2 separate regions of the Homo sapiens genome follow, and region 1 is linked to region 2. A link is an interaction called in ENCODE POLR2A ChIA-PET data of the cell type or tissue named here. Cell type or tissue: GM12878. All regions are shown on one strand. Each heading gives the region's core, and the rest is flanking DNA. Links, peaks and the distances in the headings are about the cores only.

Evidence for each region. ChIA-PET counts read pairs that join two places held together with the same protein. Peaks named below come from ENCODE experiments on the same cell type or tissue, not always from the same donor. Only the 100,000 strongest peaks of a DNase experiment are listed, where the experiment ranks them.
Region 1: POLR2A ChIA-PET joins it to region 2 with 7 read pairs; 2 of 35 experiments call an interaction of 5 or more read pairs at or near these places.

Annotation. Positions count from the first base shown.
Region 1 is chr11:125,008,275-125,012,669 of GRCh38, reverse strand. The region is part of intron 13 of CCDC15 (coiled-coil domain containing 15); the gene reads right to left. Among named protein-coding and RNA genes, the nearest start is that of SLC37A2, 53 kb to the left of the region's middle. In GM12878, for the core only: no CTCF peak of the experiment used is centred there; a DNase peak (open chromatin) is centred at 2,409.
Region 2 is chr11:125,100,747-125,105,141 of GRCh38, reverse strand. It overlaps TMEM218 (transmembrane protein 218), which reads left to right. Exons shown (of 5, transcript NM_001258244.2): 2 at 2,333-2,408; 3 at 2,825-3,010; 4 at 3,839-3,941. The coding sequence starts at 2,901. Among named protein-coding and RNA genes, the nearest start is that of TMEM218, 8.7 kb to the left of the region's middle. In GM12878, for the core only: no CTCF peak of the experiment used is centred there; a DNase peak (open chromatin) is centred at 2,453.

The sequences.
Region 1 (4,395 bases), core at 167-4,166, 92 kb after region 2:
TAACTCACCATCCTTATCCCCTTCCCTGCAAAACATATATTTATCCACCCAAACCCAACTAAAGTGTAATATTTTCTCTAACTCTCCAGATAAAATCGTTAATCCCTTCTTCTGTGCTCACATGGACTCTGTACCTATCTTGGCAACTGCACTAATTATATTACTTATTTGAATATGTTTGTTTCTCATCCTCCCTCCCCAACTTAGATTATGAGTTCTTCAAGAAAAGGAATGAATTTTATTTATCTTTGTATCATCTGAGCCTAGGACAGTGCCTATGATATGGAAGATAAAAAATAAATGTTTTCTGAATAAATGCAGAATCACTCTTAGACCTGGATAAGAGGGGAGCCCTTATCATGAGACCCACATTTTTAATAGTCCCACTTTGGCCTGTCTCTGACCATATCTCTTCCCATAGTCCTCAGAGACTAAGCAACTAGGCGAAGGCACCTGAAGCCTATGACTGCCCATCTATACTCTGCTCCAGGTACCCAGGCCCCTGGAATTCTTTACTCAAACTTTCCAAGGCTGTTTTTAGGGTATACACAGTTCTGTTCCCCACCTTTGTCTTCCTCAGAGCAGGCTGCACCTCTCATGCGCATCTAGGCTCAATGGAACATTAAGGGGTGACCACTTACAGGGCATGTACCTAGAACTTAGATATCTGGGCTGAGTTGAACCATAGCATGTATCTGAAATTCTTCCAGTACAAAATAGAGGTATGAATAAGAATAGAAAGGGGGTGGACTGGAGGCTGACTCTCCACTCATGTTCCTGCATGTAACTCAGAGGAGTTCAAGAATTGCAAATTTGAGTCCGACCTTCTAGTCACTATGAAATCATATTTGTCAAGGTAGGACAATAGAATATATGTCATTTTACAGTTTTTTAGCTCAGCTTATGACATTAAAATACTTAGATGTAAGGTACATAAACTTGTATTTGTATGTGAGCCCAATCCTGCAAATATTAGAGGCAGGCTTAAATCAGTTATCCCACGAATAAACTACAAATAAATGAAAATACATGTGAAAGCACTTAAAATAATCCAATAAATATTGCCTTTGACATGGCTACTACACCAGCAGTCATTGTTTTTTTAAATGAATTCTTCTAAATAAAGAATACTTCGGCCGGGCATGGTGGCTCAACCCTGTAATCCCAGCACATTGGGAGGCTGAGGCGGGTGGATCACGAGGTCAGGAGTTCGAGATCAGCCTGGCCAAGATGGTGAAACCCTGTCTCTACTAAAAATACAAAAATTAGCCGGGCTTGGTGGCATACGCCTGTGGTCCCAGCTACTTGGGAAGCTGAGGCAGGAGAATCGCTTGAACTCGGGAGGTGGAGGTTGCAGTGAGTCGAGATCGTGCCATTGCACTCCAGCCTGGGCGACAAGAGTGAAACTCCATCTTAAAAAATAATAATAATAATAATAATAATAATAATACTTCTATTACAGAAACAGTTGCCCATTAAGATGAAGGAAAACTTGTTAGTAATACAAGAGAAGAAATGGATTACTAATTAAAAGGTTTATTTTTTTTTCATTAAGATGAAATAGCATTGAAAAGGAACTAGGAAACTTTTAGGTCCAATGACTACCCATTAGGGAAAGGACTCCTTATTCAATAAATGGTGCTGGGATAACTGGTTAGGCAAATGCAGAAGAATGAAACTGGACCCCTACCTTTACTATACACAAACATTAACTCAAGATGGATTAAAGATTTAAATGTAAGACCTCAAACTATGAAAATCCTAGAAGAAAACCCAGGAAGTACCACTCTGGACATCAGCTTTGGCAAAAAATTTATGACTAAATCCTCAAAAGCAATTGCAACAAAAGCAAAAATTGATAAATGGGACTCAAACTAAAGAGCTTCCTCACAGCAAGAGAAACTATCAAGTGCATAAACAGACAACCTACAGAATGGTAGAAGATATTTACAAACTATGCACCTGACAAAGGTCTGATATCCAGTATCTATAAGGAATTTAAACAATTTGGCCAGGCGTGGTAGCTCACTCCTGTAATTCCCCCAAATTAGGAGGCCAAGGCAAGTGGATCACCTGAGGTCAGGAGTTCGAGACCAGCCTGGCCCACATGGTGAAACCCTGTCTCTACTAAAAATACAAAAATTAGCTGGGCATGGTGGTACATGCCTGTAGTCCCAGCTACTCAGGAGATAGGCACGAGAATCACTTGAATCTGGGAGGCAGACATTGCAGTGAGCTGAGAATGTGCCACTGGACAGAGTGAGACTCCATCTTAAAAAAAAAAAAAAACACCAGGCAAAGCAAAAAACAACCCCATTAAAAAGTGGGCAAAAGACATGAATAAATACTTCTCAAAAGAAGACATACAAGTGGCCAATAAACATGAAAATATGTTCCACATCACTAATCATCAGAGAAATGCAAATCAAAACCACAATGAGATACTATCTAACACGAGTCAAAACAGATATTAGTAAAAAGTCAAAAAATAACAAATAATTGCAAGGCTGCAGAGAAAAGGGAATGCTTATTCATTGTTGGTGGAAATGTAAATTAGTTCAGCCACTGTGGAAAGCGGTTTGTTAGTTCAGCCACTGTGGAAAGCGGTTTGGAGATTTTTCAAAGAACTTAGAACTACCATTTGACCTAGCAATCCCATAATTTGGTACAACGAATCCTTCTACCAAAAAGGCACACGCATTCATATGTTCATCGCACCACTATTCAAAACAGCAAAGACACAGAATCAACCTAGGTGCCCATCAGTGGCGAACTGGATAAAGAAAATGTGGTATGTATACACCATAGAAGACTATGCAACCATATAAAAGAATGAAATCATGTCCTTTACAGCAACATGGATGTAGCTGGAAGCCATTATCCTAAGCGAATTAACACAGAAACAGAAAACCAAATACTGCATGCTCTCACTTATAAGTGGGAGCTAAACTTTAGGTACACGTAGACACAAAAATGAAAACAATAAACACTGAAGACTACTAGAGGGAGGGATAGGGGAGGAGAAAAGGCTGAAAATTACCTATTGGGTACTATACTTACTATCTGAGTGACAGGATCATTTATACCACAACCTTCAGCATCACGCAATATACCCTTGTAACAAACTTGCACCTGTACCCCCTGAATCTAAAATAGAAGTTGAAATTATAAAAAACAAAACCAAAAAGACCCCAAAGACTATTCATTATGCTATTTGAACACATTTCTAGCACTTTACAGTAACCTATAACAATTTTGTTATAGTATTATACAGAGTGTTTCAAAATAAAAGTGTTATTGCTTTATATTTTATAGCACTTCACAAATTTCAAACTATTACACATATTAGCACTTTGTTTAGTGCATTATGCATAGTATGTCAATAACATCTGATGAAGTAAATCCTCATATTAGATTTCATTATAACTTTTTTTTTTTTTTTGAGACGGAGTTTCGCTCTTATTGCCCAGGCTGGAGTGCAATGGCACGATCTCGGCTCACTGCAACCTCCGCCCCCCGTGTTCAAGTGATTCCCCTGCCTCAGCCTCCCGAGTAGCTGGGATTACAAGGATTACAAGCATGAGCCACCATGCCCAGCTAGTTTTGTATTTTTAGTAGAGACGGGGTTACTCCACGTTGGTCAGGCTGGTCTCGAACTCCTGACCTCAGGTGATCTGCCCGCCTCAGCCTCCCAAAGTGCTAGGATTACAGGCGTGAGCCACCGCGCCCAGCTCATTATAACTTTTTATGCATTGTTTAGAAGTTAGTAGGCACAATGAAGTTTGTCAAGACAACTGGGGTTGAGCTCTAAGGGGCACAGTAAAAACCCATAGCCTGTAGTCCCAGCTACTCAAGAGGCTGAGGCAGGAGAATCTCTTGAACCAGGGAGGCGGAGGTTGCAGTGAGCCGAGATCACGCCACTGCACTCCAGCCTAGCAACGGAGCGAGACTCTGTATCAAAAAAAAAGAAAAAGAAATGCAACTGATGGAGAAGAACTTCTTCAACCTGAAAAAGCGCATCTACAAAAAATGTACAGCTAACATCATACTTGATGGTAAGAAACTGTAAGTTTACCTGCTAGGATAAGAAACAAGCCAAAGATGTACCCTCTCATTAACATCATACTGAAAGTCCTTGCTAATGAAATAAGGCAACGAAAGGAAATAAAAGGCATACAGACTGGGAAAGAAGAAATAAAACTAACTTTGTTCACTGGTGACATGATCATATAATAACAAAAATGTCACTGAACAAGCTACTGGAACTAAGTGATTACAGCAGGGTTGAAGGATACAAGTTTAATATACAAAAGTCAATCACTTTCCGATATACCAGCAATGAACGGGTGGAGTTTAAAATTAAATGCACAATACCATTTATATGTATTTCCAAAA
Region 2 (4,395 bases), core at 324-4,323:
CTCAGCCAGCTTCCTTCCAACTAAGTCAGTAGCAAATTATTTAGACCCTATTTCAAAAACTGGTCAATCCTGTGAGGGCCCAGCTTTCTGCATTGTTCTCATTGCTAGTTCTTTGCCATCGTGGGCTTGAGACCTTATCTGCCCTGAAGAGAATCACCCTGAAGGTCTGTATCAGGCACCAGGACCCTCGTAGACTTTTAGGCTCAGCTCAGGCCTTGAGTTACATTTTTTTATAGCACTTAATGATTTTTCTTTATTGCTTTCGAGCTCTGCTGTGTACTAAATTCTTCTTGTTCTATTTTATTGAACATTTATGTGTTTGCTGTTGTATGAGGCACTTCCCTTGTTAACTTCCATCCAGCATATTGACCAGAGGTTACAGTCATCTTTCTAAAACTCCATATGATCCTTTCACTCCCTCACCTGATGTTTGTGGACTTGTTAGCACTGTGTCATTTATTCCTCCCACAGATACTTGTTGTGCATAATCTCTGTGCTAAGAACTGGGGTTACCACAGTGAGAAAGATATCAGGTCTCTGCCTTCGTGGAGTTTACTATTCTAGTTGGACAGACAGAAAATAAACTTGTAAACAAATAAATGAAAATATTAACTAGTTTTGTGAAAAATGCTCTGAAGGAAATAGAGTGATGGAGAGTCAGTGTTTGAGGGGTTACTTTAGAGAAGACACTCGGGGAAGACCTCACTGAAGAGTGACATTTAAGCAGAAATCAGAAGGCTGAGGAAAGCCAGTCCTACAAATAGTAGCAGGAGTGCTTGGGGTTGAGGGCTAGTTCCAGGCAGTGGAAACAGCAAGTACAAAGACCCAGAGATGGGGAAACCCCGGGCGTGTTAGAGTGACCGAGATGGCGCCCATGTGGCCCTAATGAGGGCAGACTGCTCCCCAGAGAAGTTAGGCATGCAGGTGGGCCCCAGGTCCCATCTCCCCTCACTCTGTCATCTTTTCACTCTGATTCTTTCCTAAATGTGCCTGTGCAGAGTATTTCCTTTGTAAAGCCCCTCTCACTATTGCAGTTCCCACTGCACTTCGCTTTTACCATTAATCAGAATGTAATATGGACACTTGTTTTCAGGACAATGTTCTCCAATAGACCTTGAGCTTCTGTCAGAAGATATCTTATTCACCTTTGGCATCCCCAGCTTGTAGCGCAGTGCTTTACATGGTGGGAACATCATAAATGTTGATTCAATAAACGTATTTTTTTTACCAGTTCATGCTTAGACCCTCCTTTCCAATAACTTTATAACTTCTCATAGCTAATATTTTCGTGGTATTTAAACCATAAGGGTAAAGAAAACCAGCAACCTAGAGGAATGTGTTTGCTTAAGACTTGTCTCCAATGCTGAAAAGGAAAACCAGGAGAGGTAGTGTGGTGTGCTGTTCCTCTGCTGTGAGTTGAATGGTGGTCCCCAAAAATATATGTCCGCATCCTCACCCCTGGAATCTGTGACCATGACCTTGTTTGACAAAAGGGTCTTTGCAGATTTAATTAAGTTAAGCATCTCAAGATAATACTAGATTATTTGTACAGACCCTAAATCCAATGACAAGTACCGTTATAAGAGACAGAAAATGTGAAGACAGACACAGGAGAATGCCATGGGAAGATGGAGGCAGAGACTGGAGTTGTGAGTTAAAAGCCAGTGAATGGTGCCTGGAGCTACCAGAAGATGGAAGAGGCAGGGAAAGATTCTCCCCTAGAGCACTGATCCCCAATCTTTTTGGTACCAGGGACTGGTTTCATGGAAGACAGTTTTTCCACAGGGGGATGCAGGGGGGTGGTTTCCGGATGAAACTGTTCCACCTCAGATCTTCAGGCATTAGATTCTCATAAGGAGCCTGCAACCTAGATGCTTCGCACGTGCAGTCCACACTAGGGTTCGTGCTCCTGTGAGAACCTAATGCCGCTGCCACTGATAGGACAGGAGGCGAAGCTCAGGTGGTAAGGCTGGCTTGCCTGCTGCTCACCTCCTCCTGTGCGGCCCAGTTCCTAAAAGGCCATGGACCAGTACCAGTCCATGGCCCAGGGGTTGGGGACCCCTGCCCTAGAGCCTTTGGAGGGAGCACAGCCCTGCTGACACCTTTATTTTGGATTGCTGGCCTGTGAGAAAATAAATTTCTATTTTGAGCTGCTAATTAGGAAACTAATAGATACCCCATCGCGCTTATATCTCACTTACCCATCCTGTAACATGGCTATAGTAATACCTTTCTCAGAAGCTTCGCTCCGGGATTCAATGAGATATGTTTGTACGGCACTTAGCACACAGTGAATGTTCAAAAATAGTGATGGCTGTTCCTCTTCTTTAAGGACTGGGAGTTTTCATCCTCTTGAATAAGAACTCGACAACAGAGTGGGAACTTTCTGTCTTGTGATCCATTGCCTGGTGAGTCACAGCTCACACCATGGATTTAACCTGAGAGCTTCAACTTCTGCTTTGGCCCTGGAGTTCCCATGCCCTGGTGTCTTCTACCAGTTCTTAGGTAGGGTTTTATATTCAGAGAGGGTTCAGCTTTCTCCCGTGGGCTGGGGGAAGAGGTCAAAGTAGAACTCAGGTACCAAATTTGAAAGGAAACACTCAGAAAAAACTTCTGAGCGCAGAGCGGAAAACACCCTCTCAGTCCCCACCAAAGAGAAAGGCTTTGGGTTCTAAATTTCCAGTTTCCATTAAGGGACTCTGGGACTGGACATTTCTGAAAATTAATGACCTGTACTGAGTAATCCTCCTAACACACTGATCATCAAAAAATAACCTGTAATGAGTTTAGGCTTTCTGTATTTGTCTGAATGCTTTCACGGGAGTGTGTTGCACTGGAGCACAGAGGACACTCGATCGTGCGGCGCGCAGGGCGGGGGGCCGCCGCTGCCTCCCCGCGGGATGGCTGGCACTGTGCTCGGAGTCGGTGCGGGCGTGTTCATCTTAGCCCTGCTCTGGGTGGCAGTGCTGCTGCTGTGTGTGCTGCTGTCCAGAGCCTCCGGGGCGGCGAGGTAAGGCATTCTGTCCAACTGGGAGTCCTAGGTAAAGCAATTAGAGGCAAAATCGCTGATGCTCACTAAACATTTAGAATTTAAGAGATCAGTTTTGTAATTACTGGCAGTTTGAATGAGTTGCATTTTAACCTCTTTTTATAAACACTAACTGTGTTATTTATGCTCTGGAGCAGAGATGGGAGGAGAAGGAAGTAGTGTTCTTGAGTTCTAACTGTGGCAAGAAACTCTGCTTTCACTGCTTATTGAGTTTCTTGAGGCTGTATGTGTATGTGTTTATGAATTGTTCAGATTTATGGCAGAGGCTTGGTCCAGTACCCGAGGCTCTAGCCCTGGACCCAGGAAAACGAAAGCAACATTTGATGAGTTGGGCCTGCTTTCTATATCAGGCATTGCCTTCAGAACAGGGTTAGGCCATAAACCGACTCTGAAAACACTAGAGTTGCACTCTGGCAAGACAGTGTTAGTATGAAGCAGAGAGTTGTAGAATTTTCTAAAGTATTCTGTTCTAAAAACAACAGAAGTGGAGGTGGAGAGGGGATGCTTTGGTTTTTCTTGATTATGACTTTGGGCAGAAGTAAAAATAAAAACTACACATTTCCATTCTTAGGAATTGGGAATTACCAAGAATAAATGGGAATGCACCCAGCTGGTACCTGTCTAGGAAGAAGGACTTTGGGATGAAGAGGTTGTTGACAGCAGGCCTCTGGACATTGTTAAGGGACTGAAACATAGAATATTGGCTCCAAGGAAGAGACTGTCCAGACCTAACTGATCAAAGAAGAAATTATAGACAGTGCTTTTAATAATTTGTCTTTTTAACCCCAGGTTCTCTGTCATTTTTTTATTCTTCGGTGCTGTGATCATCACATCAGTTCTGTTGCTTTTCCCGCGAGCTGGTGAATTCCCAGCCCCAGAAGTGGAAGTTAAGGTAAAGCTGTTGCTTTCGTTTTGCCTCCTGAGCTGTGATTCTTATTTCTCTTGGTCTGCACATCCGTCCTGCCCTTGATGTTCCCTGACATCGGGTTGCCTGAGATGTCAGAATTGTAAAGTTCAACCAATGACGGGGAAAGTTCAGAGGGAGTTTTAAGTTCCCCTGCCCCTTCACTCAGGAAAAGAATCTTACTCTGAATTCCATCTACAACCCCACCAGGCAGTTATTTGCCTGATTTGGTCTCATCTTCAGTTTGCATCAAGTTGAAAACAGCCTGTTGGAAAGCCACCTCGTACCATGGGGACAGAAAAAAAAGAAAATGAAATAGGGATAGTCACAGGCCTGCACCCGAGATGAAGTGTTCCCATTCCTGGCAGCCTGGGCTCCTAACTGCAGATCCTGGGCTGAAATTGATGTGGTGCCCTGAGGGTGCTGAGGACATGCTTCTCCA